Linked DNA regions of Homo sapiens: region 2 is linked to region 1. The links are chromatin loops, found by intact Hi-C in ENCODE. Cell type or tissue: K562. All regions are shown on one strand. Links, peaks and the distances in the headings refer to the core of each region. The heading gives the core; the rest is flanking DNA.

Region 1 (5,399 bases), core at 102-5,101:
AACTGTATTATAATTAGAGTAATGATAATGTCTGTGACATGCACATAGCAATCACAGAAGATAATTACTGGTAATTACCTTCAGGAAAAGTGCTTGGCAACAGATGTAAAAGAATATAGCAAGAAACCTAGATTTAAAGGCAAATTACTAGTTTTTTTTTCTTTTCTAAAACTTTTTTTTTTGCTAGTTTTCTAAGCACAATACTTAGCCTATGTCATTTAATGATTAAAGTGAAGAAAATATAGGAAATCAGTCATTACTGATTCATTGTTTTATATTACTAAATTTATAATTGTGGAAAAAACAAGAATGGACATGTTATGCCCCTTTGAGTTAGAAAATGAATTGATTGTCTTGCTTAATAATTTAGATAATTTATTTAACTTCTCTATGCATCTTTATCTGTTCTCATTGTACTTATTTAATAGAAAATTCATGTGGATCATATTTATAATATGTTTGAAAATGCTTCAAATTAGTTTTTATTCTAGAATTTCCCATAAGAAGACTTCAAGAAATAGCTTCTGTTAGAAACCTGCCATTAACTGTATAACATGTTGAAATAAATCATATGAATCATTGCTATTTAGGAGTATTTTATAATATGTTAATCAATTTCTGAATATCAAAAGGACCTTAGAGTGACATGGTTTATCAAATTTGACATGTAGGCATATAATCTACAGGAAAGAGAAGTAGCTTCAAGTTCCTTAGTGGTATCCTTTTGCTTTAATGTAATTTCAGATGTTCTGTAAAGCAAGATGGACAGAATTCTCACTTGAGAAGGTTTTTTTTTTGTTTGTATATTTTGTTTTTATTGAAGATAATTGACAAGAAAATGTAAATTCTCTGTTCAATAATAAGGTTAATTTTGTTTTAATATGATTTGTTATTATAACATTTCTAATTCACATTCTTCCTTTTGCACTCAGTGAATATATATACTCTGTTAAAAGTTAAACAAGGCATATACCATAAGGTGTCATATTCAGATACTGAGAAGAAACCGGATCAGGTTTTGAGAAAACTAATGAAGGAACAAGATTAGTTTTATTCTGTTAAAACTGTCTATAAAATACATTGTAATAAATAGGCTAAATTAGGAAAAGGAAAGGCTTACAGCAGAAGGACATACTAGAAAGCTAATATAATACGGATCTGGATCTAGGATAGCTGTCTGTGGGAGTGGTAGTCATCATAGATTTTATCTTTCCCTTTGTATCCTACATTCATTCTTCACTAAGTCTTGTCAGTTCTGACTATTTCTGAAATATTCGTTTCCCCATTTTAACTGCACCTTTTTCCGTTTGGAATACCTTCCGCCTTCTCTATGTCCTCTTATCAATAAATTCCTACCTATTCAATGAAAACAGAAAAGGAAAATCCTAAGTTAAATAAACTATTCAAATATAGTAATCTCTCTTGCAACCACCTGTTAGGGAAAAGGAAAAATATTAGGGTATATATATAAATACCCATTAAAAGATTAATATCAATTTTATGTGTGATAGTATTATAGGAATATATTTTCTCTACAGGATGTTTGCATTCACTAATTTCACTGATACTAAATATCAACCACTGTTCCAGATGCTAGGTATATAGATGTGAACAAGTAGACAGTGTCCCTAATACCCTTGGAGAACTTACATTCTGCTGGAGAGATATGAAATAAACAAATACATGATGTGATGTAATATAATGGTAAGAATTTCTTTTTTCTTAAAGCACTTTTAGTTTCTAGGACAATACATTCTTTTGCTTTTCTCATAGCCTTACTTAGCTTCATGCTTCACTCAGTCTTTTTATTATTATTATTAGTTTTCTCCTTTTCTCCTAGCCTCTTAGTGTTGGAATGCCTTAGAGCAAGCTTGCCCAACCCAGGGCACTGGATGGCTTTGAATGCAGCCCAACACGAATTGATAAACTTTCTTAAAACATGAGATTTTTTTTTTTACAATTTTTAAAAAGCTCATCAGCTATCATTAGCGTTAGTGTATTTTATGTGTGGCTCAAGACAGTGCTTCCAGTGTGGCCCAGGAAAGCCAAAAGATTGGTGGACAACCCTGCTGTAGAGGTCAGTCCTCCATTCTCTCTTCTCTCCAGTGTCATAGTTTTAAATACCATTTACATGCTGGCATCTCTCAAATCTAGAACTCTAGTCCTCACCTTGTCCTTGGCCTCTGTACTCATATATCCAATTATCTACTTGACATTTTTACTTAAATATCTTATAGATACCTGAAACTTAATATATCTGTAAATGAGCTCTTCCTAATAATTCTATCCACCTCAAAACCTGTTATTCCTCCAGTCTTTCTCATTTCAGTTAATGGCAGGTCTATTCTTGCTCATGCCATAAATCTTGTTGTCATCCTTTACTTCTTTATCTCACACCCCACTCCAGTTTCTCAGCAAATTCTGTTCTGTCTGCCTTTGAAATATGTCTAGAATTCAATTGCCACTACCCTGAGCCAAGTCACCATCTCTTGCCTGGATTGTTATAATAAATAGCATCCTAATTGGCCTTTCTGTTTCTGCCTCTGCCCCTTTCAGTCTATTCCTAATACAGGAGCCAGTAATTTTTTACAAAGTAAGTCACATTATGCCATTTTATTTAACTCTTCATTACTTTTCATGTCAGAGTAAAAGCTAAAGTCCTTTTGGGGCCCTGTGATCTGGTTCTTATTATCTCTTTTCCTTCATTTATTCTTCTCCAACTACATTGGCCTTCTGTCACTTGTTGAATCCATTAGGCACTTCACCACCACAGAGCTATTGCAGCCACTACTCCCTTTGCTTGGAATGATTTTTCGAGAGATATTCACATAGCTCAATCCCTCACTTTCTTCAGGTTTTTTTACTCAAAAGTTACCTTTTCAATGAAGTCTTCCCTGGTCACCTTACGTGATAGGCGGAAGTACAGAAAATTGAAAGACATGTTTTATAGATTTCTTCCACCGAGTGGTCCATATTTTCTCTGTGAATTAGAAGGCATTTAACTGCTGATAGCAGAGAAGAAGGTAGAGCAGTAGGGGACTTAAGACAAATAACAAATATCTTCTTCAGGAAATAGGAAAGAACATTAATGAAGGAGTTATAAAAAAGTTGACAGGCAGTGTTGAGGCTCATGTTGATGGTGAAAACGGTAAATTTGGAGGTAATAGTAAAACAGACTGACAGCTGGGCTGACCCACAGTTGATGTTTAACTGTCTGGGTACAACAGGAGAACAGTGGAGTAAGGGTCTTGAATGGTTGGACAAGTGGGATTACCTGTTGCTTCCTTTCGTATTCAACCTGACTGCAAAGGATCCAAACTTATTTGAGAATATATATATGTATACTTTTCTCTTTCTATTTTATCTAACAAATCCCAAAACTCGTATCAACCCAGCCACCTACTTTTCCCATTTACATACAGAGTCAACTAAGCATTGCTGGTGAAAATAACAGTACAGATTAAAGTTACTATAAACGTACAATTTCCAGTTTTATGTGGATCACCAGTATTCCATGAGTTTTTTTTTTTTACTTTGATCAATTTACTTTCCTATTCTTTACTCTCCTTAAGTTTTCTATGTAACCCCTCTATCCATCTCCAGCTCTTATTTTGACCATTTCTTTATTTTCAAGTTCCTAGGCAATTTTAGTTTAGATATATCTTTAGTAAAAATAGTATTTATATAGATTTAAAAAATTTCAGTTTGAGAGTCTCAGTGTTTTAAAAACTGAGTCAAAACAACTAAATTGGTGGAGGTTACTGATAGATTTGGACTAATTCCAAATATTCTTTGGTTTTGTTTATTTTTGAAAAACTGCTTTATTAAGATACAATTTACATATAATAAACTGTACATATTTAAAATGTACAACTTGGTGTTTTAAAATAGGTGTACACCTATGGAAATCATGATCACAATCAAAATAGTGAACATATCTATCACCCCTTTTCCTCATACCCTTACATGTTCCTTCTCTCAACCTCCTCCCTTCCCCCTCCCCCAAAACAACTACTGATCTGCTTTCTGTCATTAAAGCTTGGGTTGCCTTTTCTAGAATCTTAGATAAATGGCATCCTTTATTTGTACTCTTTATGTGGCTTCTTTCAGCATAATTATTTTGAGATTGATCTATGTTGTGTATATCAGTAGTTCTGAGTGGAATTCCACTGTATGGAATACCATAGTTTGTTTATCCATTCTCCTGTTGATGGACATTTAGGTTGTTTCTGGTTTGGGGCTATTACAAATAAAGCTGCTATGAACACTGACTTACACACCTTCATATGTTCTCACTTCTCTCGGGGAATACTTAGGAATAGGCTGCTTTTATCAAATAGTAGATGTGTATGTTTAACTTTTTTAAGGAACTACCAAGTTGTTTTCCAGAGTACATATACCATTTTACATTGCTATCAGTAGTGTTTCTCCATATACCTGCCAACACTTGATATGATCAGTCTTTTAGTTTTAGCCATTTTATTACATTGTATTTTTTTTTCCTTTTTTTAAAAATTATACTTGAAGTTGTGAGGTACATGCCAGAACGTGGTTTGTTATGTAGGTATACACGTGCCATGGTGGTTTGCTGCACCCATCAACTCGTCATCTACGTTAGGTATTTCTCCTAATGGTATTCCTCCCCTACCTTCCCACCCACCGACAGGCCCCGGTGTGTGATGTTCCCCTCCCTGTGTCCATGTGTTCTCATTTTTCAACTCCCACTTAGGAGTGAGAACATGCAGTGTTTGGTTTTCTGTTTCTGTGTTAGTTTGCTGAGAATGATGGTTTCCAGCTTCAACCATGTCCCTGCAAAGGACATGAACTCATCCTTTTTTATGGCTGCATAGTATTCCATGGTGTATATGTGCCACATTTTCTTTATCCAGTCTATCATTGATGGGCATTTGGATTGGTTCCAAGTCTTTGCTATTGTGAACAGTGCTGCAGTAAACATATGAGTGCATGCATCTTTATAGTAGAATGATTTATAATCCTTTGGGTGTATACCCAGTAATGGGATTGCTGGGTCAAATGGTATCTCTGGTTCTAGATCCTTGAGGAATCACCACACTATCTTCCCCAATGGTTGAACTAATTTACACTTCCACCAACAATGTAAAAGCATTCCTATTTTTCCACAACCTCTCCAGCATCTGTTGTTTCCTGACTTTTTAATGATCGTCTTTCTAACTGGTGTGAGATGGTATGTCCTTGTGGTTTTGATTTGCATTTCTCTAATGACCAGTGATGATGAGCTTTTTTTCATATGTTCGTTGGCTGCATAAATGTCTTCTTTTGAGAGGTGTCTGTTCATATCCTTCGTCCACTTCTTGATGGAGTTGTTTTTTTCTTGTAAATTTAAGTTCCTTGTAGATTCTGGATATTAGTGCTTTGTC
Region 2 (5,399 bases), core at 175-5,174, 160 kb before region 1:
CGGGTGCTGAGTTGCCAGGTGAAGACTGCTACCATCCTCTACTACTCCTGGTTTAATTGCAATGCCCCATCCTGCAGCCCAGCAGAACTGCTGTGAAGATGCAACGTCCCAGCTGTTCTCTACTGCAGAGACACCATTCAGGAGACTGAATCCCTGCTCAGCACAGAGTTCCTGGGGAAAAACTCAATTTCCCTCAAAGTTTTAACACAGGCCGGGCGCGGTGGCTCACGCCTGTAATCCCACCACTTTGGGAGGCTGAGGCAGGCGGATTGCCTGAGCTCAGGAGTTTGCCACCAGCCTGAGCAACACGGTGAAACCGCGTCTCTACTAAAATAAAAAAATAAAAAAAAAAAAAAAATTGCCAGGCGTGGCGGCGTGCGCCTGTAGTCCCAGCTACTCGGGAGGCTGAGGCAGGAGAATTGCTTAAACCCGGGAGGCGGAGGTTGAAGTGAGCCGAGATTGTGCCACTGCACTCCAGCCTGGGCGACAGAGTGAGACTCCGACTCAAAAAAAAAAATTTTTTTTAGCACATTATTTCACACCATTAGACCAAGCTCTATCACAAAAGAAGGTGCCAGGGACGAGAAGCAGAGCTTAGGTTTTCTGCAGGCAGATCATTAATGACTTTACTCTGGTGTGTCTTAACAGGGTTCCCAGGAGCTCAGGATCTGAATGGTCTGTAGCAAAGTAATGTGAAATGGGTTGACAAAGGAAAGAATCAGCTCTGCTCTAGTTTTACAAAGAGTGGCATAAATCTTGATCAAAATAGTGACCACAGGAGCTGGAGATAATTAATTATTATTTGTATATAAGAATATCATATGTTACTCACGAGTCCCTCCTTTATAGCAATAACACCCAATAAATGGTAGTCAGAAATAAAGGGAGTATTTACTTTAGGAAAGCTCTTAAATTCTCAATTATCTTAACCTCTGAAGACTGTAGGGCTTTCAATCCGCATCTCTCCAGGCAGTAGGTATTGTAGTCAACCCACTGTTTCCAAGGTCTGTTTCTACCTTCTCAGGGATACATCACACAGGGTTTGTCTCTCCTCAAGTGTTGCTTTCTCTAATGCCACCTGGTCATCCAGCCAGGACATGGGAGGAAGTATGGCAGATTTCGTCATTTCTTTCAACCAGGGAAAAGGGAGGATTGGAATAGTGTTTCCTAAAGTTGTGTTCAAGGCCTTGGTAGTTTCTGGATATTATTCTTTTGTCAGATGAGTAGATTGCAAACATTTTCTCCCATTCTGTAGGTTGGCTGTTCACTCTGATGGTAGTTTCTTTTGCTGTGCAGAAGCTCTTTAGTTTAAGTAGATCCCATTTGTTAATTTTGGCTTTTGTTGCCATTGCTTTTGGTGTTTTAGGCATGAAGTCCTTGCCCATGCCTATGTCCTGAATGGTATTGCCTAGGTTTTCTTCTAGGGTTTTCATGGTTTTAGGTCTAACATGTAAGTCTTTAATCCATCGTGAATTAATTTTTGTATAAGGTGTAAGGAAGGGATCCAGTTTCAGCTTTCTACATATGGCTAGCCAGTTTTCCCAGCACCATTTATTAAATAGGGAATCATTTCCCCATTTCTCGTTGTAGTTTCTAGCATTATAGGAAAATGAGAAAAGTTTTGGGTCTTGAAGTATGGGGAACAACAACACCCTATGTAGGAACTAAAGGGAAATTCCAGAATCCTTCCTTCATTTGCCCCAAGTTGGAGTAGGAAAGAGGCACACTGCCCTGTTGGCAGCTAGGAGAGCCATAGGATCCCAGCTCCCATCAGCTTGCATCATGGAGGTCTGGAGTGAGGACCATGTAAACTGAACGGCCGGGCCCAAAGTACAGAGTCCATACTGTCAGACCTCATTTGGAGATTTCTAGAACCTTACCAGGAACTCCACTTGCTTCTTCAGAGAATTTAAGAACACAAGAATTACCACATGAGCTCAAAACATGATCCATCCAGCTTAGAAGTTGCTTTATCATGAAAATTCCAGAGATGTGTTATGGCAGGACATGCTGCCCCCAAAGCCTCAAACCCCAGATGTCTTTAGCTATTGAGAGTATTTCTAAGAGCAAAGTCTCCATAATTTGGAAGAACGCTTCTATAGCATAGGCTGAGGAGAAAAACAGAAACTGGGAAGAAAACTAGTTAGTTGTGGAAAATCTATTTGTACAAAGCCCTGTGATAGGTTCTTTTACAATAAGCATCTTTAAGACTTTCAATAACCCTATGAATTGGGTAATATTACTGCCTATTTTCCACATGAGGAAACAGAGAATTAGAAAGGCCAAGCCCTGTGCCGAAAACCACATCACTAAAAAGAGGTAGACTGAGATTTTCTTCAGCCTTTGCATTCAATTAACTAATTGCTAAATCCTAGGGGTTCTGCCTCTTAAATAAGTCTCAAGTCAGTCTCCTCTTTGCCAGTTTCATTACCATGAGCCTGCTTCAAGTCTCCACTGTTTCGTTTTGACCATCGCAATGACCACTTAACTGGCCTTCCTACATGTGTCACTACCCCCGCTTTCCCCTTCCCTCCCCACCCCACTCCACCCACCACAGCATCCTTCACTCTAGCCATGTTTTGCCCATACCACTCACTACAGACTGTCTTAATAAAGTCTTTTTTCTTCCTTTAAGTCCCAACTTATGGCATCACCCCCTCTGAGAAGCCCACCCTGATATCTCAGGCACACTTAGAAGCTCCTCCCCAGTGCAGTACCTTGCGCGTGGGTCCTTCACAGCAGTGGTTGCATTGTAGCAGAACTGGCCCTTTAAGTGTCTATATCTCGCCAGACAGACACCAAGTCTCTTTTCATCCATTTATCCCCTGCACTTACACTGTCTTGCCTACAGTAGGCACTCGAGAACTTGTTGAATAAAATGAATGAATGGAATGAGTGAAATTTTTAAATACTTATCAAATCAAAGAAATGAGTAAATGAAATTTTAAACAAGTTATCTCTGACTCAAAAGCTACACTAATAAAAGAATCTTGAATCACTACTAGAATGTTAGATTTCTCTTGTAAACACAAAATGAACTAGAAAAATAATTACAGAGTAAACTTGATATGTAAAATTTGAATTTCAAACAGATGAAGTAATATTATTACTCACTTCAGCTACAAAAGGTACACATGGACCCATAATACATTATATTTATGCAACACTTCATAGTCTTCAAAGGATGTTTATATACTCTATTTCATTTGAATCTAACAGCAATCCAGTAGGGTAAAGCAGAGGAGGTATTTATTAACCCAGTTTTTCAGATGAGGAAACTAAGGATCAGGGAGGTTAAAGTGACATACCCAAAGTCACACAGAGGCAGAAATAGAAAAGATCCTGGCCGGGCGCAGTGGCTCACGCCTGTAATCCCAGCACTTTGGGAGGCCTAGGCAGGCGGATCACGAGGTCAGGAGATCGAGACCACCCTGGCTAACACGGTGAAACCACATCTTTACTAAAAATTAGCCTGGTGTGGTGGTGGGCGCCTGTAGCGCCAGCTGCTCGGGAGGCTGAGGCAGGAGAATGGCGTGAACCCGGGAGACGGAGCTTGCAGTGAGCCGAGATCGCACCACTGCACTCCAGCCTGGGTGACAGAGTGAGACCCCGTCTCAAAAAATAAAATAAAATGATAAATAAATAAATAAATAAATAATAGAAATAGAACAGATCCCAAGAATTCAAAGTGCAAGTTCATTAGTCTTGTCTACCAGGTGACCTCTGATAGCAGGCTTTGATCATTCCATTGACAGTGAAAAGGTGCAATGATTATCATTCTCACAAACTTCGAAAATCCCCTCCTGACTACAGGCAAAAGGGTCCCAGACATCTTAAGAGGCCAAAAGACTGAGGGCAGGCAACTCCTTCAGAGTCAAGACTCCATTCCGTTTGACAAGTCTCAATCTTCCTAGCAGACAGCTGACACTATGATTGATTCGGCTGCTCCATTGTCTCAAGCTCTAGGTTCCTTTCTGAACATTGTGGCCAGAAAGGATAGGTGGGGCAAAGTCAAGGCATGGGAGGAGGGCAGAGAGGTAGTGAGGGGAAATAGAGGCAGACAGACCTGGGTTCAAAATCTAGTTCCATCTCCTTCCTTTTCCAGATGGATATCCAATTGCTCTAGCACCAGTTGTTGAAAACACTTTTCTTTCTCCATTGGATTGCTATAGAGCTTTTGTTGAAAATCATTTGACTGTATGTGTAAATGGTCTGTTCTAAGGCACTCTATTCTGTTTTAATGATTTATTTGTTTCTCCTGATGCCATAGAGTCTTAATAGTGTAGCTTTATAATAAGTCTTGAAGCCAGGTAGTTTAAGTCCTTTAACTTTGTTCTCTTCAGCTTTTCTGTAGGCATCCTAGGTTCTTTGCATATAAATGTGAGAGTCAGTTGACAATTTCTACAAAAAACTCTAGTGAATCTATAGATCAATATGGGGAGAAGGTGATATCTTAACAATATTGAGTCTTCCAATCCATAAACATGGTATATCTATCTACTTATGTAGGTCTTTAAAATTTTCTCTTAGCAATGTTTTATACTTTACAGTGTAGAGATCTTGCACATCTTCTGTTAGATGTATTCCTAGGTATTATATGTTTTTGCTGTTATTGAAAACAGAATTATAGGTTTTATTTTTTTACTTTTCAATTATAATAACAGCAAATGTGAATTTACCTTGGAGTTAATACAGCTTAAGCTCCAGAGTTCTCCTTTGCAAAGGCCCTTTGCAAAACCTTCTGAGGTAGCCTAGCAGTTTTATAATCATAATTTTATATTATTTTTATTAAGTAGGGCCCTCCAAAATTGTACACCATCCAGATCACACAATACTTAGATTCATCCCCTGCCTGCTAGTAATGTTCTTGTCTCTCTGAGAGCCTCAGTCTTCTTATATCTAAAATTGAAATAATCTTTATCTATCTCCCAAGCTTATTTTTTCTAATGTGGTAAAACACACACACACAACAAAATTCGCTGGTTTTTTTTTATACTTTAAGTTTTAGGGTACATATGCACAATGTGCAGATTAGTTACATATGTATACACGTGCCATGTTGGTGTGCTGCACCCAGTGACTCGTCATTTAACATTAGGTATATCTCCAAATGCTATCCCTCCCCCCTTCCCCCACCCCACAACAGGCCCTGGTGTGTGATGTTCCCCTTCCTGTGTCCATGTGTTCTCATTGTTCAATTCCCACCTATGAGTGAGAACATGCAGTGTTTGGTTTTTTTGTCCTTGCCATAGTTTGCTGAGAATGATGGTTTCCAGCTTCATCCATGTCCCTACAAAGGACATGAACTCATCCCTTTTTATGGCTGCATAGTATTCCATGTGTATATGTGCCACATTTTCTTAATCCAGTCTATCATTGCTGGACATTTGGGTTGGTTC

The links. A loop is a pair of places that touch in the nucleus more often than their neighbours do. Peaks named below come from ENCODE experiments on the same cell type or tissue, not always from the same donor. Only the 100,000 strongest peaks of a DNase experiment are listed, where the experiment ranks them.
Region 2: a loop joins it to region 1, with 2.3 times the contacts of the local background. A loop is called at or near these places in 3 of 110 quality-filtered maps.

Annotation. Positions count from the first base shown.
Region 1 is chr1:117,470,868-117,476,266 of GRCh38, forward strand. The region is part of intron 8 of MAN1A2 (mannosidase alpha class 1A member 2); the gene reads left to right. Among named protein-coding and RNA genes, the nearest start is that of MAN1A2, 110 kb to the left of the region's middle. In K562, for the core only: no CTCF peak of the experiment used is centred there; a DNase peak (open chromatin) is centred at 2,394.
Region 2 is chr1:117,309,838-117,315,236 of GRCh38, forward strand. All of the region lies in intron 2 of LINC01525 (long intergenic non-protein coding RNA 1525), which reads left to right. Among named protein-coding and RNA genes, the nearest start is that of LINC01525, 17 kb to the left of the region's middle. In K562, for the core only: a CTCF peak has its summit at 2,846; a DNase peak (open chromatin) is centred at 2,824; H3K27me3 peaks cover 638 bases.